Linked DNA regions of Mus musculus: region 1 is linked to region 2. The links are chromatin contacts, found by POLR2A ChIA-PET in ENCODE. All regions are on one chromosome and are shown on one strand. The core of a region is the stretch at or near the end of the contact, and the rest is flanking DNA. Distances in the headings are between cores, read along the strand shown.

Region 1 (5,759 bases), core at 589-3,088, 350 kb after region 2:
GTCCCTAGGTGGCCATAGGCCATATCCCTTCTTTCTATATCTATTTCTATCTTTAGGCATCTCTTGAAATCTTTTGCTGCCACCTTTAATAGGGGAACAGTTGAGTGTGGCGAGAGCTGTACCTATCTGAGACTGAGGCCATGTGCCCTGTGTTGAAGCTGTTGGCTTCTCTAGGGAGCTGGCTCTCTGGGTTCCCCAGCAACGCTGGGCTCTAGGGATATTGGCTATGCTTATGATGACGTGCAACGTCAGTTTACCTTATCCCAATAGCACACCATACGGAAAAGCAATGTCTGTTCCTAAGTCCTGTAAATGCTGTCTTGAGCTTCAACGTTGGTAGTGACTCTCCCTCTTGCTTGAGATTGGAAGAATGGTGGTCTGACATGTACGTGTAGTGTGAGGTGTAGGCAGAGAGTAATGATAGTGTAAGACTGGCATCATGATCCTCACCCTCACGGAATGCTCCATTGAGTTTCTGACTTTGATGTCCCAGCTCTTCTGGGAAACGTCCATTTACCCCTTTCTGGTCTCCTTTTCCACACCAGGGTGACATCCATCTTAGATACCCAAATATCTCTTCTCTTTCATAAAACCCAGTTTTCACAAGGGTCAGACTCACACCCAGGTCCCAGTGATAGCTATGTTAAGGTTTACAGTGTATTTCCCCCATCCCCCACCTCCAGTGTTAAGTCCAGATGGTCAGCGTCTGTTCTACGCCAGTTAAAGCCCCATCTGAAAACCAGCAGCATTCCCACTGATCTCAATAGGAGTAGAGTAGCAAGTGAAGGCTAGAATTGAAAATACTTCCACTGTAATGTTCATGTAAGTGCTCAATTGGTGTTATTCAAGGGGCCAGTTTATTCCAGAAACAGTAACTTTAAGTTGTGAAATTTCATTTTATTTGGGATACATAAAACACCCCACCCTAGTCTTATTTTATAGGTAACTGCCAATTTTCTTCTAGATGGAGAGCTATACAGTTGGTTGTTAACCATTGTGTTCTGGAAACGTACGTGAGTCTGGCTGGGCACGAACTGTGGAAGTCAAAGAAATTTCATGCTTATGAACTTTCCCTATCCTGTGAGGTTCATCTCATGTGAGATAACGATTATTTCCGGGTTACCAAGACAGTAATCATGAACAGAAACTGACTGAACTCATGAACAAGAAAGCACAACTATTCTTGAATTTCTTCTGGACTTTATCATAGCTCTGTCCAAAGTGTCTACCCCTTCAATCTACGTTTTCCAACTTCCGTGTTGAGATTTTGTTAGCGGGCTCTAAGCTCCTCAGACATCCTGATGCAAGGGCGCTCACTTGATCTTACTTTCAGGTTGACTTTTGATACTCTATTATTATTATCTAAATATAGCTAAATAGTAATAAAAGACCAGAAGAGCCCTTTTGCGAGATCTTAGGCACTCCTGTGTGTTAAGCTGACATGTGGACTTGGGACCTGGTGGTCTGGGTCACAAGATGAAGAAGGAGGTGGCCCAGATAGATGTCAGGCCAGCTCCCCTAGCATCCCCTTAGGAGGGGATGGCACCCTGGAGCTTGCGTTGCTAGGTCCTCTGTTAAAGGCGTTCTGAACGCTCCCTGAGCGGGACCAAGAATAAGACGGGGTGAGGGGTGCCCTGGAAAGCCCAGCTCATTCTTCTGCATACCTAGATGAGAAGCCATGGGTCCAGGAGGTCCTTAGCGCTCAGGCCTAGTTGTGGGTAGAGGACCCTTCTTTTCCTTGGTTTCTTCTGCCCGTCTCCAGCCCTCTCGAGGTCCTGGTGCTTGTACCTCCATGCACGATGCGCACCCCTGGGCGCAGTGGGCAAATGGTCTGGCCCATCGGTAGCTACCACCCCCTTGGGCACGACAGCTGCTCCAGCTGCTCCTGGTCCGGTCGAGCTTCTAAGCTCTGAACCGCGGCTGCCCCGGGGGGGTGGGCGAGCTGAGGTGATCCCAAGACGACACGCGGAGTGGACCGACCGGGGAGCCGCCAGCCGCTGGCGGGGAGTGTGGGCCACCAAGAGACCGGCCACTGGATCCAGCCAGAGAGGTGCCTCAGCTGTGAGTACCTGCCCTTGCCCCCGCCCCTCTCCTCCACACCCCAGGTCGCTGCGCCCATTCCCTCCAGTGCCTGTCCTGGAGACTTGCCAGGGTGGAAGCGGCTGAGGAGGGCGGCTGCTGCCAGGCTCATGATTCAGCATCATTGGCGCCCAGTGGTTTGGGCAGAAGGAGGAGGGGACTGGTCGGGATTATTTGTGGGGTCCCACTTCAGTTTCTAGACTCTCTCTGGCAGGATGAAGTGGGCAGAACTCCCAGTCCCCCGCTGGGTTGAGCTGTCATGATATTCTGTCCCCAGCCCCAGTGTCAACCTGCTTGAGCAAAGCATGTTGTGTATTCTTGAAAGTGTGTCAGTGAGATCTCTTTTCCCACACGTCTCCTTTCTCCACTTCTCATCCCACTAGACATCCACTTTATCTGATATCAAAACATCCCCCCAAACTGAAAAATTTTTTTTATAGAATTTGTCTTATATTCAGCATTGGTTTGACGGATTCAAAAAAGAAAAGATGTATAGGAATCATGAGTAATATCATATATTAGGGGCGTGTGTGTGTGTGTGTGTGTGTGTGTGTGTGTGTGTGTGTGTGTGTGTATAATTGTATCACTTCAACTCAGAACCAGTTCTGGAAAGTGAGGAAGAGAGAGCTTAAATTACAATCTCAAGGTCACAGAACAAGAATTTGAATCCAGATCTCCCTCTCTCCAACATCCGTGGATCGTCTACTGTATCAGTCAGTGTTGGGTCCACTTATGCACTATTAGATATTAAGTATAATATTAATTTTCATAGGAGTAGTCTCAAACACTAGTGACAGCAACCTGTAAACTTTCTGCACATTGCCCTGCGACCCTGTGCAGAAAAAGTCCATTTCCTTAGCATCTAGAAAAAAAAATGTATATTTGGACAATACTCTGTCGGAGAGCTGGGCCTGAGATGCCTAACCTGCTTTTGGGTGATGCTGGATGCTCGAGCCTCGGGAGAATCAATTAGCAGCACAGTAAGCAATCTGGAAATGGCTATTTAGTTTTTGGGTAACATTCAAAGGAAGAACAGTGATCTAGCTTATGGGGTGCGAGACTGAATCACTCACAGCAGGGTGATAAATAAGCCGAGACTCAAGTGATGCTATGTGGCTTGTCACACCTTTGGGACTTGGCATAGCAGGTGACAGTTTATACGTTAAGGAGCTCAACTCTAGAGAAGGTTTGAGGTCATCTGGTAAGTGCTAGCATCCGAACAGGCACTTACTCTTAAGTGCTTGCTTCTCTTACTAAATAAAACATGTATGTGTTACAGTAGGATGGAGTCATGAACAGTGGGAAGTGCTTTTGTTAGTTGATGCTCTGCCCTCCAGAGTCAACAATCATACTGACCTTGTATGCTCCTTCTGCAAAAATAGTGGACACCAGGTCTCTCCTTCTCCTCGGGCAGGTCCTTTGACCTGATTTCATTTATGATTTATGGATTATCTCTTTAAGATGTGTGACTCTTGCCGATGTCGCCGGTGTCAGATTGCTAATGTACAGATGGTATGGATTTCCAAGTCCTGGCAGAGTGTTTGATGGCACACAAGAACACAGCCATTTAGTCCATCACTTATAAAGCACTGGACCAATTGATCTGGAGAGTTTTTGTTTTTGTTTTGTTGGTTAAAGGGGATATTAATAGACTAAAGCCCATGGCCTAAGTAAGGACATAACGTGGGGACAAAGATTTATATTTGCTGTTCAGACAAAACCTGTAAGAGAAGCTGGGCCCTGTGTGTGGTCTTGTGATTTCTAGAATGTCATTGTATGTGTTATTTATATTCTGCACCTTAGTGAGGCATATTGCAACCCAATCTGTTTGATCCCCAGAGGAACCTCAGAATTGATATGAATGAATAAGCAGAAATTGATTATTAATGCTCCAAAAGCAGAAAATGGAAAATGCATGTCCTACGAGTGATGTCATAGGTAGGGTTTTTAACAGCAGGCTTCATTTAGATAATACCACTGAGGGCGTGAATATAATGCAAGCCCGGCTGTAGAATTCTACTTCCTCTTTGCCTCTGTGTGTATTTGACCAGTAACTACTGAAAAGCATCTAAATTTATGACTTCTAGAAACTCCAGGTCTAGCTGAGAGGTATTGACATACTCAGAAATAATGAGCTGAATGACAGAATGGGCTCAGTGTTGGCAGGTGATGTAGCCTTAGGTGCTATAGCAATACCAGAAGAGAAGAGGGGACCCACAGAAGTGCTGTGGTTGGTCAGATGGCCAGAGACGTCTTCAGCACAGAAGTGAATTAAGTGACGATCTGAAACTTCGACTGATTTCCATAGCTAGAGAAGCTGTCAGCTGAGATGTGCTAGGCTTTAGTCTGTGAAGCACTTTGAATGTCAGGCATGAGGTCTGTTTCTGATGTGGTAGCCACAGAACTAGTAGAGATATTTTTAATCAGAGTGAGTTTTTCTTGCTCATGTTTCTCATTTCCTTTGCCTTAGTAACCTTCGATACTCTTGCAGAAAAATGAAATCCTTTTGGACACTAAAAGAATTATCAACTAAATGCAGGAAAAAAAAATTCAGTGAAAATAAAACATTTTCCTTCTAATGAGAGTCACTCTTTAAAAATTTTACCCATTGTACAATTATTAAAAAATGGAAAGTATAAAAATATAAATAGATAGCATACTCTTACCAAGTAAAGATAACCATTGACAACATTATTTGTGTTTGGTTTTAACTGTGATAAGTTAATTGTTACTGTATTTTTTTTAAACTTTTACTCTTTAACACTAGTTTTCACCAAATTATAAGTGAGCACTGAACATTTTAAATGCCTGCATAACTTTTCATGAGGTAGACATACTAAAATTTCCTAATAATCCCCCTTGTCAGTATCTTTTTTTTTTTTTTTTTTTTTTTTTTTGGTGTTTTGAGACAGGGTTTCTCTGTATAGCCTTGGCTGTCCTGGAACTCACTCTGTAGACCAGGCTGGCCTCGAACTCAGAGATCTGCCTGCCTCTGCCTCCCAAGTGCTGGGATTAAAGTTTACACACGTTCAATTTGAGTTTATTTTTAAAGATTTATTTATTTATTTATTTATTTATTTATTTATTATATGTAAGTACACTGTAGCTGTCTTCAGACCCTCCAGAAGAGGGCATCAGATTTTGTTACAGATGGTTGTGAGCCACCATGTGGTTGCTGGGATTTGAACTCAGGACCTTCGGAAGAGCAGTCGGCACTCTTAACCACTGAGCCATCTCGCCAGCTGAGTTTATTTTTAAAAATGCAAGTCATGTCTGTGGTTTCTCAGATCATGTTGTTTCAGGTAACTCAACTTTTCATTAGAACAAGTAACTAGATCCTAAGAACCTAGAGAAAGGTGGGTTTGAGAACTAAAGAAAGAAGATGTAATTAAAGCCAGAGAACAGGTTTGATGAGAGAAGGGGGTGTGTGTCTGTCCAGAGAAGAGGTACCTGTAATAGAGGATGGTCAGCTCCTAGGGATTCGTTTGTGGGCCCGAGCCCTAGTAGAAACCATATCCTGAGACAGTCTCCTGCAGACTTTTAGCCTTTGTTCTCCTATGTCAGATTCTCAGGTCTTTAGCTTTGGTGCCCTAGTAATGCTGGGCACAGATTGAAGCTTGTCTCAGTCCATAACTTAGAGAATCTGTGACCTCTGCCACACCACCACTCTTAGCAGAAGC
Region 2 (5,923 bases), core at 3,255-5,754:
TTGAATTAAGAAACTGAAAACTTTATGCAGATATATTAAATATATTAATTCAGAACAAACTTGTAATTAAGAGAACTCAAGAACTATCAATAAAGATCTACTTCACTATTGTTTTTTGGTAAACTACACTCTAGTGTGCTTTTTCTCAAGTAATAGCAAAGTAGCAATATTTAGCAATATTTATTTTAGTCATGTTTAGACATTTCTAGCTGGACAAGTAATAGAGACCAAATTATTTGTGTCTGTGTCTGTCTGTCTGTGTGGTTTTTTTTGTTTGTTTGTTTGTTTTGTTTTTTGTTTTTTTTTTCCTTCCTCAAGGCAGGGTTCTCTGTGTAGCTTGGCTGTCCTGGAGCTCACTTTGTAGACCAGGCTGGGTTCAAATGCAAAGATCTAACTGCTTCTGCCTCCTGAGTGCTGGGACTAAATATGTGTATCACCACCATCGCCTGGTTGAGACTGAAGTTTTAGATAGCTAAAAACAAATAAAAGGGCCTGTTAGGAAGCTAAGTCCGTTAGGAATAAGATTTGGTGGCGGGAACCCTCCCAAAGTTTTCAAATATAATTTGGTAGCTGCTAAGGAAACAATATAGGGAAAGACGTTATGAAGCAGTCATCATAGCCACTAGACATGCTCATACCATGAGAAAGCTGTACTTTTTTGAGGTTATATAGATTTTAAAAACAGATTGACTAAGCAAATGCATGGTAACAGGAAAGCTAGATAAAACTAGTTATAAGCAACAAAGGCCAGGATTTTTGCTGCTAAAATTCTCAACCTTTGATTTTCTTCCTGTTTGGTTTATCTGTGACATAGTTCTAGTTTTGTTTGTTTGTTTGTTTGTTTGGGTTTTTTTTTTGGGGGGGGGGTTGAGACAGGGTTTCTCTGTGTAGCCCTGGCTGTCCTGGAACTCACTTTGTAGACGAGGCTGGCCTGGAACTCAGAAATCTGCCTGCCTCTGAAGTTTTGAAGTTTCACATAGAATCAATTTTCATGACTTGTCTACATTATCTTTACAATAATAACCTCACTCAATGCTTTACTAACTTGAATGAATCTGTTATTTAATTAATAACAAGTTTAAATTAAAATTGGGCATGATTAGAATTTCAAGTTAATCCTAACCAAAACATTTCACATACTAAATCCTAACATAACACTTGGATTTCCAGACAAATGGACAAAGTAATACCAATTAGAACATAAAGCAATCTGACGAGCAAAGCGAAGAGGACTATACAGTTCTAATATAGACTCCTCTACGTACTACAATATTTTACCTTACAACCTTCCTGTCAAGAACGGATGATCAATCTTATCTTGTATACTAATTTTAATCAACAATTACCAATGTGTCTAAAAGTGAGTTGTTTAGTCTGGGGGTACAGTGCAGTTGGGGATCACTTGCATAGTACATGCAAAGCCCTTAGGTTTGAGCCCCCAGAACCAAATGTTAAAAATCAAGTGACTGAAAAAATAAAAATAACTTTGACACTCAGCTCCAGAGCTAAAATCAAATTTTAAAAATTTCTAGTATTCCTCAAAGTAAATAAGGATTTGAGAAATTTTTAGTTATTGTTTGAGGCTAGCAAATACAAAGAGATACTTAGTGTACTAGAAATCCCATGTGACCACTAAAATTGGGAGTTGACTGAGGCTATATTTACATCTATCAGAACTCCATAGAAAGCAATCACAGGGACTGAGCATTAGCAAAGCAGGGTTCTAGTCCTGCAAACTATATAAGGCCATTCACTGTGGTCTATGCCTCAGTCATAATGAGAAAATGACTTGAGCGTAAGATTCTTTCCAGTTCTTGGATTCATTCGGGTAGTGATAATACCTTTCAACTAAGAGAAATCAGAATACAGTCAACCTTATGGCAGATGATAGAAAGACACAGATCTCTCTGATTAGGATAAATTCAGGTTCTATTTCTGTTCTGAGAGTTTTGTCCTGTCTAGTACACGGGTGACCCAATAAAGTACTAACCCTCCTAAAAGGTAACTTGTGTTAGTTAAATAAACGAAGTGCCCAGGGACATCTCTGAACCTACATACCATTAGGGTATATTTAAGTCTTATAGTACTAATTGATGAATGAAGTCTATTTATAATGATGCCTTGACCTGTTGATTTGAGCCTGTAGCAGTATAGTACATTGTGGCAGGGACACATGACAGAAACTTTTGATATGAAATGAAAAGACTGAGGAAGAGGCAAATGTCCTGATACCCCTATCAATGGCATGTTTGCCTTCCTTCCACTAGGCCTTACTCCATAAAGGCTCAACCTTCCAATAGTCCACAGGCAGGCAATCAAGCTTTAGCATTTTGGCCTTCGGAGTTTAAGACAGAACTCATAGCATAAGGTGAATGCTAATGTGGTAAGATAGGAGGACAGAAATGTAACATTTTAGAGTAAAAATACTTAATGCCCCATTTCCTGAAAAATGGGTGAAAATATGCATAAATGTTGACTAAAAATACAAATCTTCATTGGCTATCTTAAACACTTTTGCAAACATTTCTTTACCAAAATTTCCCTATAAGTTCCATATTCAATAATGAAAACTAATTATTATACCAACAACATATTAGCAAAGCCATAGAAAGAAATGTATTGCATGTATGTAACAGGAAAAAAAATTGGGAAACCTATGTTGTAGGAATTTTTTAGAACCAAGTCCAGGGCCCATTTTGATAACAAAGTCTATCTTTAATCATCTAATATGTAAACACATGGTAAAGCCTTTGAAATATTTTAGAACATCGTGGAAGGTTAAAAAAGCTTTTACTAGGAGATATTGATAGTTCATGAACTGTATGTAATACTCATATCTTCGAATGTAAATGAATTTAAAGGCAATCTTATTTTCCTTCCTTTCTATCCCAATATGTATTGCTTATTTGACATACCATAAAACTATGATAGCATCTGGTGTGTGAGACAGCAATACACTCTGGTTTCCTAGCTCAATAGTTTGGGGAAAAGAAAACAATAAACTTTCTGAGACTAAGACAAATTTGTTTATTCCTCAACATTTCCTTAATAATGGGTTCTGTACCATGTAAAATCTTCTTTGAAATGTCTTCCAGCACATTCCATAGTTCTTAAGTATTATTGTAACTAATATAAAGTAGAACTTTAAGTTACACGTTAATCTTAGAAATCTGCATTTTAGCATACATTACAGGTAACAAGGCACAAAGTAAAATATTTGTGTTACATTTTGCATTAATTAATTTATTTTGGAGGCACAAGCCTTTAATCACAATGCTTGGAAGGCTGTGGGTTTCGAGGCCAGCCTGGTCTACATGGAGTTTCAGGCCAGCCAGAACTACAAAGTGAGACCCTGTCTCAAACAATATGGTTTGTTCGTTCACTTTTTAAATTATGTATTAATTAATGTACGTGTGTGAATGCAAACGTTCCCAGACTCCAGTGAGGGTGACAGTAGCCCAGGACTTGGTGCTTTTGAGTTGCCCAGTGTGGGTGGTGGGAAGTGTGACCTTAGGTCCTCTGCACGAGGGCTCAGTTCCCCAGTCCTCTAACTGCCATCTTCCAGCCTCAGTTTTCGTATTCTTTACACATATAATTTCATTTCGTTTCATTTTTTTTTTCCAAGAAATCCAGGGAGCGTTTTAACTTCGGCAGTTTAAACGGCTTGCCCAAGCACACCAGGGCTAAATTCAAACCCAAGTTTCTTAGATGGTCACTGTTAAGGACTGGGTAAAACCCCAAACTGATATTAACTGCTCAGTAACGCGATGTGTTGGCCCAGAGCAAACCATGTCATTTTTCTCAGTATCCCAAAGAAACAGCACTCACGACGAACCTCCTGTTTAGAGATGTTAGGTCTCAACAGGACTAATTTAAATCTTACTAAACTTTTGAGTCCTTCTGAAAACCCCTCTGGGGTTCATCAGTTACAAGCACGAAGTCAGCAATTACAGGGACATCAAAAGAGCAAACGATCCCCGAACGCGAACGCTTTATTTTTTAAAAAAGCACGGGGGACAGATTCCAGAAAGACAGGGCTAACAGGAAGCTGTGCGGGGCGGCTCGCACCTCTCGGCGACAGGCCAGCCTCCGACCGTCCAGGGTCCCGCGGCCCGGGTCCGTTACGGCGCCCTGGGCCCCGGGCTGGGCGAGCTGCGGCCGGCGCCGCCGGTTCACCCGAGGGCGCCTCACACAGGGCTGAGCTGGCGGGACTTGGGACGTGTCACGGACGCCCCGAGGCAGCGCGGCCACGTCCCTCACCCCGCCGTCGGTCGCGGACCTCCCTCCCCGCGCTCCCGAGTCCGCCCCGGGGCGTCCTCTTACCTCGCCCTACCCAGCCCCTCCAGAGGCGGAAGGCGCCGGCCGGGCGTCGGGCCGCACCGCCCCCGTCGCCACCGCGCCCACCGGCCGCTCCGCCCCTTCTCTCTCTCTCGCGCGCGCGGGGGGAGCCCGCGGCCGTCCCGGGGGGAGGGGGAGGGGGCGTCGGCGCGCATGCGCGGCGCGCACAGCCCCGGAAACTTCGACGAAGTTCGGAGCCCCGCCCCCGCCGTCCCGCGACCTGCCGCCCCCTGCCCGGACTGACGAGTCGGCCCGGCTGTCCCGAGCGCCATGTCGGGTTCTTCTAGCGTCGCCGCCATGAAGAAGGTGGTCCAGCAGCTCCGGCTGGAGGCCGGGCTCAACCGCGTGAAGGTGAGCGGGCGTGGGCGGGCGGTGGGCCCCGGGGTTGGGGGGAAGCGCGAGCCGACACGCGGCTCCTCTGGCCGGGCTGTGGGCCGAGGGCGAGGAGGGGGCCCGCCCTTCCGCCGCCCGCCGACTCTCGGCGGCCCCGGCGGGTCTCGCCAGCGACTTCCGTCTCGCACGTCTCACCCAGGCTCACTCCCAGCCCTCGTCCTTTGAACACACACGAGTCCGCCTGGGTAGCTCCGGATGGCGGCCTGATGAGCAACTTTTGTTTGCGGATCGTCCCGGGAGTCTCCGGACTCCACCTTTGTGGGGGTCCAGCCTCGAACAAAGAGGTGTTTGCAGCAGACGCCGCGGCGTGCTCGGCTGACCTTGCTGGGGTGTCTGTTTACCCGAGAAACCGCTGGCCGCTGGCCTGGGAGCTTGCGGTCTGGTTGGGGGGTCGGGTCTTGGGCTGTTGACTTTTAGGGAAAGGCTGTCCTTGTTGGTAGACAGCTAGGCATTCAGACGCTTTGGCTCTAAGGACCGTTTGGTTTATTTTTTTCAACTCCTAAACGGATTTGGCCTCTTTCTGACGTAATAGGTCGGGTTACATGTGAAACACTTCCCGGTGATTATAAAAAGAAACAAGAATATAAGTCGCCTTGCTAGACCCTGCCAGTTTCCAAGGTGATTTGATTTTATATTCAGCAGGCTAGTCCTTATTTCTAACGTGCTTTTGGAGAAGGCTTCTATTTAGCTTTCTTCTCAAGTAGAAATGTCAGAGACTGCTCAACTTCCTTGTGGTAACCATAGGAGGAGGGTAGGGAGACGCCCAATCAGTCTTGGTTTGGACTCTAATCATATTCTCACTTTTCATCCAAGTGACTTAGTCTTGGCCAGATTAGAGCTCTGAAATTTGAAGTGATCTATTGATCATCATCATTCATATATAATAACTGTCATAAAGTAGGCCAGGAAGGAAAAAAATAGTGGGTTGGGGGAGGAAATAAAGACAGGTACGTGTAGTAATTACAGTGGCGGTACTTAACCCTGGTGGCCCAAAGCAGTGAGCTAGCTCCCAGAGGAGGACTTCCTTTTCTTTGAAAACCCTACCTGCTCTGTGGCTACCTCCTAGCTTCTCTTGCCTTGCGTCCTAATTCTTCTGAAGGCTTCTCACTGGGATGACTCGAGCCACCACAGACAAACAGGTTTTTGAAGTTTCCATGGCAAGGCTCATCTCACTTGGGAATGTTACATGTCT

Evidence for each region. ChIA-PET counts read pairs that join two places held with the same protein, here RNA polymerase II (POLR2A).
Region 1: POLR2A ChIA-PET joins it to region 2 with 11 read pairs in Patski. The contact joins the promoter of Ttll7 here to the promoter of Gng5 in region 2. POLR2A ChIA-PET finds 5 or more read pairs at or near these places in 2 of 5 experiments (Patski and embryonic stem cell).

Annotation. Positions count from the first base shown.
Region 1 is chr3:146,850,529-146,856,287 of GRCm38, forward strand. It overlaps Ttll7 (tubulin tyrosine ligase-like family, member 7), which reads left to right and starts at 1,839. Exons shown (of 21, transcript NM_001357217.1): 1 at 1,839-2,061.
Region 2 is chr3:146,495,332-146,501,254 of GRCm38, forward strand. It overlaps Gng5 (guanine nucleotide binding protein (G protein), gamma 5), which reads left to right and starts at 4,505. Exons shown (of 3, transcript NM_010318.2): 1 at 4,505-4,689. The coding sequence starts at 4,609. Spata1 (spermatogenesis associated 1) reads right to left here and starts at 4,462. Exons shown (of 15, transcript NM_001316756.2): 1 at 4,324-4,462.